Linked DNA regions of Mus musculus: region 1 is linked to region 2. Evidence: chromatin contacts called from ENCODE Hi-C or POLR2A ChIA-PET data. All regions are on one chromosome and are shown on one strand. The core of a region is the stretch at or near the end of the contact, and the rest is flanking DNA. Distances in the headings are between cores, read along the strand shown. Region 1 overlaps Gm30365 (a long non-coding RNA gene). Region 2 has its middle 24 kb from the start of 2900040C04Rik.

The links. A loop is a pair of places that touch in the nucleus more often than their neighbours do. ChIA-PET counts read pairs that join two places held with the same protein, here RNA polymerase II (POLR2A).
Region 1: a loop to region 2 is called in a map of T-helper 17 cell, with 2.4 times the contacts of the local background. The contact joins two enhancer-like sites. A Hi-C loop is called at or near these places in 1 of 37 maps with a recorded cell type or tissue (T-helper 17 cell). POLR2A ChIA-PET finds 5 or more read pairs at or near these places in 1 of 5 experiments (embryonic stem cell).

Annotation. Positions count from the first base shown.
Region 1 is chr14:76,827,192-76,833,010 of GRCm38, reverse strand. Gm30365 (a long non-coding RNA gene) reads left to right here. Exons shown (of 3, transcript XR_383623.4): 3 at 1-5,819. Among named protein-coding and RNA genes, the nearest start is that of Gm30365, 7.7 kb to the left of the region's middle. Within about 2 kb of position 3,685, at least 1 of the 3 ENCODE cell types and tissues checked has a DNase peak (open chromatin) inside an H3K27ac peak, as active enhancers do.
Region 2 is chr14:76,273,156-76,278,270 of GRCm38, reverse strand. No RefSeq gene overlaps it. Among named protein-coding and RNA genes, the nearest start is that of 2900040C04Rik, 24 kb to the right of the region's middle. Within about 2 kb of position 1,515, at least 1 of the 3 ENCODE cell types and tissues checked has a DNase peak (open chromatin) inside an H3K27ac peak, as active enhancers do.

The sequences.
Region 1 (5,819 bases), core at 2,436-4,935, 550 kb before region 2:
TGGTGTATTTGTTTTATTATTTTATTGGGTTTTATACTCTACCTCCCTTCCAACCTTTAGTCTACCCTAATCCCTTCCAATCCCCCAAGACTAGGTAGGAGAGAAAGAAGGTTAAAGGGGAAAGGGAAAGTAGATCTCTTTAGACTACCTCCTGCTGATTAGGGTTGTGGGGTTCCTTGGGCCTGGTCCAGTTTTCATAGTCAACTTTCTTTTGTCAAACTGCAACAACAGCAACCAGGAGCAGCAGCTGCTGCCTCCTCCTCCTTCCCCTCCTCTTCCTCTTCCTCCTCCTCTTCTTCCTTTTACTCCTCCTCCTTCTTCAGAGCACTTCCTGCCCCTCTCAGGACTCTGGCATTTATTCTCCTTCCAGAGTCCCCTGCATTAAACTATCTGCAGCTGGCAAAAATCATGCCCTTCCCAGAGCACGAGACAACCACAGTTAGTGGCTGTGGACAAACTGAAGCAGCCCCATATCCCATACCTGGGATTAAAACAGAAACATAGTTACATAATATGACTGTTGGCTTTGTGTGTGTGTGTGTGTGTGTGTGTGTGTGTGTGTGTGTGTGTGTGTGTGTTTAAAGAAACCAAAATTCTCCCTACAAGCAGTGCCATTTTCTAGTTTATGGTCGCCAGTGATATATTAGCAGGAACTAGCTCATTTGAAATGTAGTTTGTATGGTGCAAATTCCATTAACGCAACAGCATCTGCTGTCTCGTCTCGGGGTCACTGAAGACTGGGCCCTCAAGAATAGTCTGCTGATAATATTTGCAAATAAAACTGGAACATGCCCAAAATAGCACATTCACAAACTGCATCACAGAAACAAGCAGTGTGAAAAAACAAACAAACAAACAAACAAACAAAAAAAACAAGGCAATTTGACGTCTCCAAAAGACTCCCCAACTACTGAATTCTCTTCTACTGAAATAGGTTAAAATCTGGACGAGGATTTCAAAATAAAAATAATCACCAGCCACGATGATGACACAAGCAAGAGAAGGAATTCAAATAAAGACTTGGAGAAACAAGTCGGCAACATTAAAATGTCAGCAAAATCGATGGAAAAAAGAAAAACAATGTGGATTTAAAAAAATCAATAACATGAAAGAGTCAGCAAGGAAATTGAGATTTGAAAGAAAAACAAAATAGGTTTGGAAATGAAACACTCCAAGAACCAAATAAGCATCGCCAACAGACTAGACCAAGCAGAAGAAAGGATGTCACGGAGGGAGCAACAGGATAAAATAGTATAAGCATTAAATACTACATTCAACAGCAATAAGGAAAAAATAAATGAGCATGCCCACGGTTTATAAGGACTCAGAGACAAAATCAGGAGCTCAAACCTGAGAGTACGTGAGACAAAGGGGGATCTGGAATATAGGCTTAAGACACGATAGAAGAAAATTTCCAATCTAGAGAAAGAAATAGATATCCAGTCACAAGAGGCATTTAGGATCCAGGACAGGGGCAACTAGAGAAGAACCTCTCCGCGATATATTAGTCAGGATGTGAAAAGCATAAAGCTGTCAGGGAAGGACACCAACTCAACTGAAAAAGGCAACATCTCAGCATGAATCAGGCCTCTTCCGCACCCTAGAAACTCAGGGAAGCATGAACACATCCCTGAGAGTGAGGAACTGCCCACCAAAGCTGCGATGTGCAGTAAAGCGAGCTTGTAAAATTGATGGAGAAATAAGAACATGTCGAGATCATCACAAACCACAGCATTCCAGGACCATCAATCCCAGCGCTTCAGAAGGCACCTAATAAATACTGTGCACCTTTCAGGAAGAGGGACAAACCCACGGAACCTTTAAAGTAGACCACATTCCAGGCCAAAAAGCAAGTCTTCACAAAAGAAGTAAAATAATTTACTATATCTTACAAGATCATATTGAAACTCAAAATCAACAAGACAGGTGACAGAAACTCGACAAAGACTTGAAGGCAGCCCAATAAGAATAACAAGGGGGCCATTGGCAAAATCATGGAGGAAACTCAAAAGTCCCTAGAACCAAATGAAAATAGAAGCACAATTTACAAGAGCCCTTGGGATAATGCTACGGTATTGATTGCTAAGAGAGAAATTTACAGTCCTGAGTGGACACACACACACACAGGAAAGAGAGAGAGAGAGAGAGAGAGAGAGAGAGAGAGAGAGAGATTGTTAGAAAATTAGAAAAACAAAGAGGAGCCAAATCCAAAGCAGCTAATGGAAAGAAGGAACAGACAGATGGAAGGAACAGACAGATGGAAGGAACAGACAGATGGCTCAGGAGTTAAGAGCCCTGGTTTCTCTTCCAGACAACCCAGGTTCAGTTCTTAGCATCCATGACAGCTCACAAGCAACTGTAACTCTAGTTATAGGAGATCCAACATCCTTTTGTGGCCTCCATGGTCACCAGACACACATGTAGTATATAAACAGAGTTGCAAGTAAAACACCTATGGATATAAAGCTAATCTTAAAAGATAAGGGCAGAAATGACTGAAATAGAAACTAAACAGGCAATGTATAGCATCAGCCAAACAAAAGGGTTTTTTTTTTTCTTTAGAAGAAATCAACAAGACTGGAAAACCTGTAGCCAATTTCATAAAATGGGAGATGAAAAGGGAATGTTGCAACAGATTCTAATGACATTTGGAGCATCTTTAAGGAATGTTTTAAAAACATTAAAGGATCCTAGATTCCTAGACACATCCACCTACCAAAACTAAGCCAAGAAAATACACTAGTAACTTGAACGGACCCATGACAAGAAAACTGAACTAATATTAACTGTGTCATAAACAAATGAATGGTCAAAGAAAACATGGTGTGCATAGTCAGTGGAATTGTACCCAGCCAGAAAGAAAAATGAAATCATGACATTTGCAGGGAAATGGATGGGCCTGGTGATCACCGCATTAAGTGAAATAAGCCATACTCAGACAAAGGCTGCATGCAAGCATTACAGACCATAAAAGAGAGGGAAGAGCAATTAAGAAAGTGGTGGGAGGGGGAAGAGAGGGTGAGAGAGAATATGTGAGACAAAAGCACAATGGGGTCTACTTGAAGGGACAGAGGACCAGCACGAGTGGCAGGGAGGACTGAGAGCACAGTGGAGAGGATGATGGGGAGGGTGATGAGGGAGAGAAATGGGGGAGGGGAGAGCAATGGGGAAGGGGGATGAACAAAGAGAAAGTATCACAACACATATGTAGGAAGATGCCTGTGGCAAAGTAAAAGTGTACGCTTAAAAACAAACAAGCAGATCAAACAACGCCACTCAGGATTCTACTCCAGCTCCTCTTTTATCCCACTCTTCAACGGATGAATCTGGAGACTGGCTCACACTAAGCATTTGAGAAACAGTCTTAGTTTACTCTTTTTGTAACCATGAGTTGCAGTGTGTAAAATGGTTTAACTCAAAGGATATGAATTTAACACAACCTTACATTCTTCATCTAAATCTTACACTGTAGCCAAATTTCTAATCAGACCTCAACACCTGTAACTCAGTTTTCTTCCATTAAATTATGAAAGCATAGCAGGCCTCAAGATTATTGGTCTGCAACCCTAGAAATAGAGGAATAGCCGTGACTATTATTTCCCCCTGGGTGTGAATTGCCATTTCACAGGCTGTCACTGTCACTGTGTTTTAAGTCCCCTGCCAACCACCCTGGGGCAGGTAGATGGCATCACAGGTCTTGAAGCCCTAACAGGAAATGTTTTCTTTTAAAGACTGGATTGGCCTCTCTTTCCATGAGACACCCAATTCATATCCCTAGCAGCTTCAATTTTCAATGAAGGGAGGCTCCTTCATTAGCATGTCTCTGAAATAAGCTGTGCATTTGGAGGCAATTTTCCTGGACTTGGCTGCCCATTCGTTTACAGCGTGGTCCAGACAAGTAATCCTGCCACCTCAGATGGCCTCTGAAAACCTGAGCCAGGAAAGTTCCTGACACATTTGGACTCTGGCTGGGATCAGTGTCCAGCTTCCTGCAAACACTCCTGGGGATGTCAACACATTTTTCCATCTTCTCTCCTGTTTGTATTACACCCTGGGAGGACTAGGTTTAGGCAAGCATCAATATTTTGATGTGATGACATGATGAACGTCCACAGTCAGTGCTGACAGTTGCAATTCTGAGATGCTAGAGTGCAGAGGGTAAAAGCGGTAGAAGAAACAAGCCAAAAGCTATGAAGAGAAGATGTCCTATTTAATCTCTCACAAAAAAAAAAAAAAAAAAAAAAAAAAAACAAGGTAGCTCGGTGTGCCTGCAAATGAAGCATTTGTTTTCCTCCCAATCGTGGTCTGTTTCCTGTTTCAGAGCCCAATGTACAGAGAAGGAACTTGGGGCGTGCGGGAGGGAGTGGGGGGAATCTTTGGTGACTCTTACATTCAGTCACATGTAGACGTCACCAAGTTCCAAAGATTTCACATCTGCTGTGTAGCTTCATACATTGAATACATCTTATATGTAACCTTTATCCAGTCCCACACTGCCACATTGCGCTTCATCTTTAACACCAGTAAGCACTTCTGCCTATTGTATTAGTTACTCCTCTTGCTGCTGTGACAAAGTATCTACAAAAAGTAACTTTTAGAAGGGTTTATTTTGTGCTTTTTCCATCACCCTGTTGGAGGCATGGCAGCAGAAGGAATGGGAGACTCTTCCTATTGTATCCACAGTCAGGAAACAAGAGCAGTGAATGTCTGTGCTCAGATCGCTTTCTTCTTTATTTCAACCAGGGACTGCAGGACAAGAAACAGTATCTCCACATTTAACATCAGATCTCACTCGGGCTAATCATGATACATGCCCAACTGTTCCCATGGTGATGCTAAATCCCACCAAACTGACAATCAAGACCAACCACTGCAGCTATTGTATGCATTCTCTGTTGCTGTGATAAAACTCCAGAGAAAGCAGGAAAGGCTTCTTTGGGGGCTCATTGTGTCAGCGCGCAGTTTCGTAGACTGGTTGTTTTATGCCTGTAGCAAGGCGGTAGATCTTTACAAAATATGTAGCATAAGAAAGCACTTATAACATGGTGGCCAGAAAGCAAGAGAAGACAGCCTCCCGATGTCACCTTTAAGGGCACACTCCAATGACCTAGCAGCCTCAAACTAGGTCCCACCACCCATCAGCCTGGTGGATGACAGGTCTTCAGCGCACGACCTTTGGAAGGCATTTCAGATCCACTCCTGATGGTCGTTTAGTCTTCTCTCTGCCTGACTCTGACATTCTATAATACATTCCCCATGCTACAGTGAGAAAAATCTCTAGCATAAATTCAGGAATATAAACCTGCTTTGTTACTTTTTGCTGGTTTTTCATTGCTTTCTGAACAAAGTCCAAGATCTCAAATATGGCTTACACAATCTAGACATGCTCAGTTCTTCAGCTTTTGTGGCTACTTTCCCAACACTGCATGTCCGTCCCTTGGGCTCCCTTCTAATTCTCCAATCATATGTCCTTCCATACCATGGTACCTGTGTCAGTGTTGTGACTCCCAGTGACCCAGTGTCCTTTGTCCATACATCCCCTTCTCTCCTAAGTGACGTCATGCATCCTTTATAGATGAACACACATCGTTTTCTCAAGAAAGTCTCTCCTGGCTCCCTAAGCCTAGATCATGTTGATTGTCACAAAACTGTTTTCTTTTCTTTTAGAAACAGTAAACTTGTCACATTTTTTCATGTGTTTAATTAGTACTTGTGCCTTTTAATAAATTCTAGTATAGCCAGAGACTTATTGGCTTTGCTACCATTATACTGTTTGCTATCTACCTATTTCTGTGAGAAATATTTCCACTTGGAGGTCT
Region 2 (5,115 bases), core at 266-2,765:
TAGCCACTTTGTTTTCTGAGACAGGCTCTCTCACCAGAGCTCACCAATTCAACTGAGCCGGCCCGCCTAGCAGCAAGCCCCGGGGCTCTCGACAGGTCTCCCTCTCCAGGCTGCTCTGATGACAGGCGCACGCCCGCTGCCACACTGGCACGCTGGCCTTTTGCCTGGATGCTCATCTGCTGAGGACCAGCCCAGGTCCCCATGCAGGGTTTCATGGCAAGGGTTGCACCAACTGAGTCATCTCCCCAAACCCGGGATGTGGCTTTTAATGGTGTCTCAGGCAGTTGATAGTTGGTGTTTCTGACTGGCGGGAGACTGTGGAGAGAGGTTTGGGAAAATACAACATTATTTTGTTGCCAAGGTCAGAGAGCAAGACCAGAGTTTAGCACGGGCTGAAACAGGAAGGGAGAACAAGGTGACCAAAGGCTTGGCTGCTGCCGGGGTGTGGGGTGTCACAAATTGTCAGACCACCATGGAGGACAGATGGGAAGTAAGAGATGATGGGTTGGTGACAGATAGCACCACCCCCAAACTGAGGCTGCATAGGTTTGTATACCTACTGCCTTGTGTTTGTTTAAACCTAAATACAAGAACCCAGGTATGTATACCTACTGCCTTGTGTTTGTTTAAACCTAAATACAAGAACGCAGGTATGTATACCTACTGCCTTGTGTTTGAACCTAAATACAAGAACCCTGTATATAAAGATCTTCCTGTTGGGACCCTGAAGATGGACTCGGTGGGAGAGGGCACTGGACTCTGTGCTCATCTTCCTGATGTGGCCACATTGGATTCGTCTCTCTTTGGTGAGTTTTCACCATTGCTTGTCTTTTTAATTAGTCTTTTGAGCACAGTGTCCAGGACTGGCTTGTTAGGACTGCCAGGCCCGGGGCTCAGACTCTAAAAGCTCAATGGTGAACAAGATGGACCATCCCATAGTGGCAGACCAGCCTATGAGGTTAATAAAAGACTGACGGAACCGGGCGTGGTGGTACACACCTTTAATCCCAGCACTCAGGAGGCAGAAGCAGGAAGATCTCTGAGTTCCAGGACAGCCATGGCTACACAGAGAAACCCTGTCTCGTAAAACAAAAAACAGCGAAAACAAAAACAAAACAAAACAAAAAAACTGACGGGGATGGAAAAGAAGAAAAGCAGAAACCTGAGTCAGGCAGTAAGTGTCTTATCTCAAGAGAAATCAGAGTTCCTTAGCCGAAAGGGCTGCTGGATAAAAGGCTCCAGAGAGGTGTAGACAGGAAAGGCCCCAGTTAGTTGTCCGGTGCTGGCAAGTCATTGGGTGAAAGTCCTGGCCCTTTGTTCTATCCAGGTCTGGGCTTTGCTGTAGGAAGTTAGGTGGCCTTTGCTGTAGGAAGTTAGGGCTTACCCACCCACTTCCACACGCCTTACGCAGTGAGGCTGTAGCAATCTAATCTTGGAGAGACAAAGCCGGGTCTCCTCAGCTCCGGAGCTGATAAGCACCAGGTTAAAGCCCGGCGCCACTCAGGACAATGATTAGCACGCTCAGGAATCCAACCAGCACTGTGGCCAAAAGGGACAAGGACAAACTCATTTTCCCCCCACCTCCAAATCCATTGTGAGCAGCCCGAAACACCTCTTGTTGGAATTTAACCCAGTGAAATCAGCATTATCTCCATTCATGTCTTTAGGGATTCAACTAGACCACAGCAGCACATGACCAGCTTGACCTCCACCTAAATACTGATAGCAAGCTCCAGGCCATTCACTGCCAAGTCTGTAGAGGCAAGACTCAGCAAAAGGCACAGTGATGTGCTTATACTGGTTCTGAGAGGCTCGAACCGCCCCTCCCCCCAATTGTGTGATTCAACATAGAAATGGCTGAGCTTTAAAGAAAAAGAAATTGCTTATGGAAACTACTAACTTCTCTAATCAATGGCATGTGCGCATTAACAGGAATAGTCACCAAAAAAAAAAAAAAAGATGAAGATTTCATGCAGAGAATTCACAAATTAATGCATTGATGGTCCTCCGTGCATATAAGCATAATAGGTTATAGGTTTGCATGAATACCTTCACTTACAGCTGCTTGGATGATTTAAATGCATTAACAATATAAATTTGAATCAAATATTTGTAGAAACCCATGTGCCCAAAATAGATGGAGTTTGGATTTGGAACGGAGGACAACAAGGAGGGCGAAGTCGATGAGGAGGAGAAGATGTGAGGTCAGAGAGGACTTTACATATAACATTAGAGAGCTTGAACCAGAATTTGGGATGTGGAAGCAAAGGCGAAATAATCAGGTTTCCATCTTAGAGCCATCATCAGCTGCAGTGAGGATGATGGGTTTGGGTGGGGCAGAGGGGAGGATGAGGAGGGAGACAGACTGATCATCATTAGGAGGTGCTAAGACACTCAGAACTGAAGCCACAGCCAAGAGCTATTAGAAAGGCAGAGAGGACAGGATGAGGCTATTGATTGGATGGAGTAGAGGGACTGAGGACAAAGGAAATGTGACTGGGGTGGGGGGTGGTGAAATAGACAGAGTTTCCCTTACCAGGTTAGGAAACAGATGCTGAGCTAACACACATTGAGTCTGAGATTTGAATCCTTGCAAAGAAGCTCATGTCAAAAACCATGTTAACGGAGTACAGCACACAAAAACAGATAAGCAGGCAGACAGTCGTACAGGTGGCTCGAGCCTTTAATCCCAGCACTTGGGAGGCAGAGGCAGGCAGATCTCTGGGAGTTCAAGGACAACCTGGTCTACAGAGCTAGTTCCAGGACAGCCAGGGCTTGTAACACAGAAATCCTGGAGGGGGAGGGGGGAGGTAGGAAGAGGAGGAGGAAGAAGAAGGGAAGGGAGAGAGGGAAGAAGGGAGGGAGAGAGGGAGGAGAGAAATAGGCAACAGCTATGTGGAGCTCACAGTACTGTCAACAAAGCCCAAATGCAAACAGGGCAGTCAGTGTTGTAAGGAAAGCATGTAGATTTGGAAAATAAGGTGATATGTCTGATAATAGTCTATACTTCTTAGAGAGTTACTGGCTTTGAGAAGCTGGAAAAAAGAAGAAAACCATTTAAATATGGACTAACATGAGCCAGATAAGGCAGGCAGGCAAGGGATCTGACAGGAGGTTAAGGGATGAAGAGACCCAGGCAGGCAGATCAGAGGACTCCAAGGGACATCAGTGCAGAACTATTCCATGCTCATGAAAGCCGGGGAGAGGATTTGACAAGGAGAAGTGCGAAACCATGGAAACCTCGCCCGATCCTTTCCTCCTTCACTTCTCATGGCAGGGACTCTGACCACAGGGGCTGCTGGGAAGGCTCTGTCATCCAGTTGTCCTTCTCCCCCAGGTGAATGTCACTGTGAGTGCAAAGGAAAACACCAATGACTGCTGCAGACCACACCAGTGAGGCCACATGGGGAATGCCAGTCTGAGTCCCCAAGGCTGTGCTTCCAACTTATTTTGTAATCTCTGGTTCGTGGTTTGGGAGTATATTAATTGGCAGAGATTACAAAAGTAGCTATGACTCCATCTTTGCTTAGGAGTTTGTGCAGAGATTTTTGAGAACTCTTGTTTATCATTTGGGTTTGTGTCTCATTCCTGTAGCTTTGGGAGGCAGGAGCTGCTCCTGGTGTAGTGATGTGAAGCGCTTCAGGCCAGTGTTGACCATGTCAGTCATCCCAGGTGGTTGGTCATCATGATGCAAGCACTGAACTTTCTTTTCTGCTAGGACAAGGCACACTGTGCTTTGATAAATGTTGTGAATGTAGTCAATGGAGCAAAACCTTATTCTGTGCAGGCTGTTACTAGTGCCATCTTAAGTCTAACCTCTGCCAATGGAAAAGCCATGGGATGTGGGTCTGCAAAGGCTAAGATTTTCCAAATCAAGGACCTTCCCTGGGCCTCTTACTTAGTTTACTTTCTGTCTGGCTACATCATAACACACATGGTTAGTTTTCTAAAACAGACTTTGTCCTACCTGGTACATATACACATGTCTAGTTTTCACATAGACACAAATGTATGCTTGCTATATATTGGAGAGAAAAAAAAGAGCAGAGAACCATTTGCAGTGTCATGTTCTGAAACTTTATTCAAATGTGCTTTCAACATTTGAGACAACAAAAAGGCCCATTGCATATCCAGAAGTTTCCACGTGTTCCTAAACAATCCAAAGTGAGTAGACTCAGCCAACTGTGCATACATCCGAGATCACTTAGAAGAGACTGGAGACTCTCACCATCAAGCACACCACTTATAAAGGAGCACCCTCGAGACCACTGGCACAGAGAAGGTGACGAGCAGAGTCTCTTTCCAGTGACGCCAAGTTGGTTGGAGCAAACCCGGGACGATTTGCAAGGGGGCTTGAGATAGTTTGACAGGTAAAAGTGCCTGGCTGATGATCTGAGTTCAAGCCCCAACTCCCACACGGTGGAAGAAGAGAATCAACTCTTGAAAGTTGTCCTATGACCTCCACATTTCTGTCATCACTTGAGTGTGCATGTGCACACACACACACACGCACACGCACACATGCATGCAAACACATACACACATTCTCTCTCTCTCACTAAATAAATGCATGTAATTTATAATTTAATGTGGAATTGTAAAAGGATCATAAGCACCAACGCTGCATAAGTAATAAAGTAATTAAGTAAGTAATTAAATAATAAGTAATTAAGTAATAAAGAATGCTCCAAGAATCAATAAGCCAGTCAATAAAGTTTTTGCTTTTGTTATTTTAAATGAGAACTGTCCCTTCCTGGTGTTTTGAACAGTTGGTGACATTGTTTGGGGAGTGTCTTAGTTACTTTTCCATGGCTGTGAAGAGACACCATGACTAAGGCAGCTTACAGAAGAACGAGTTTATTGGCCTTACAGTTTCAGAGGATAAGCCCATAGCTGTCATGGTGAACACAGCAGCAGTCAGACAAGCGTGGTGCTGGAGCAGTAGCTGAGAGTTTACATGTTGAGACAACAGCCGCAAAGCAGAAACAGAGCTACCTAGGAATAGTGTGGGCTTTTCAAAAGCCCACCTTAGACCTCCTCCAGGAAGGCCACACCTCCTAATTCCTTCCAAAACAGTTCCACCAACTAGGGACCAGGCGATGGGGGACATTCTGG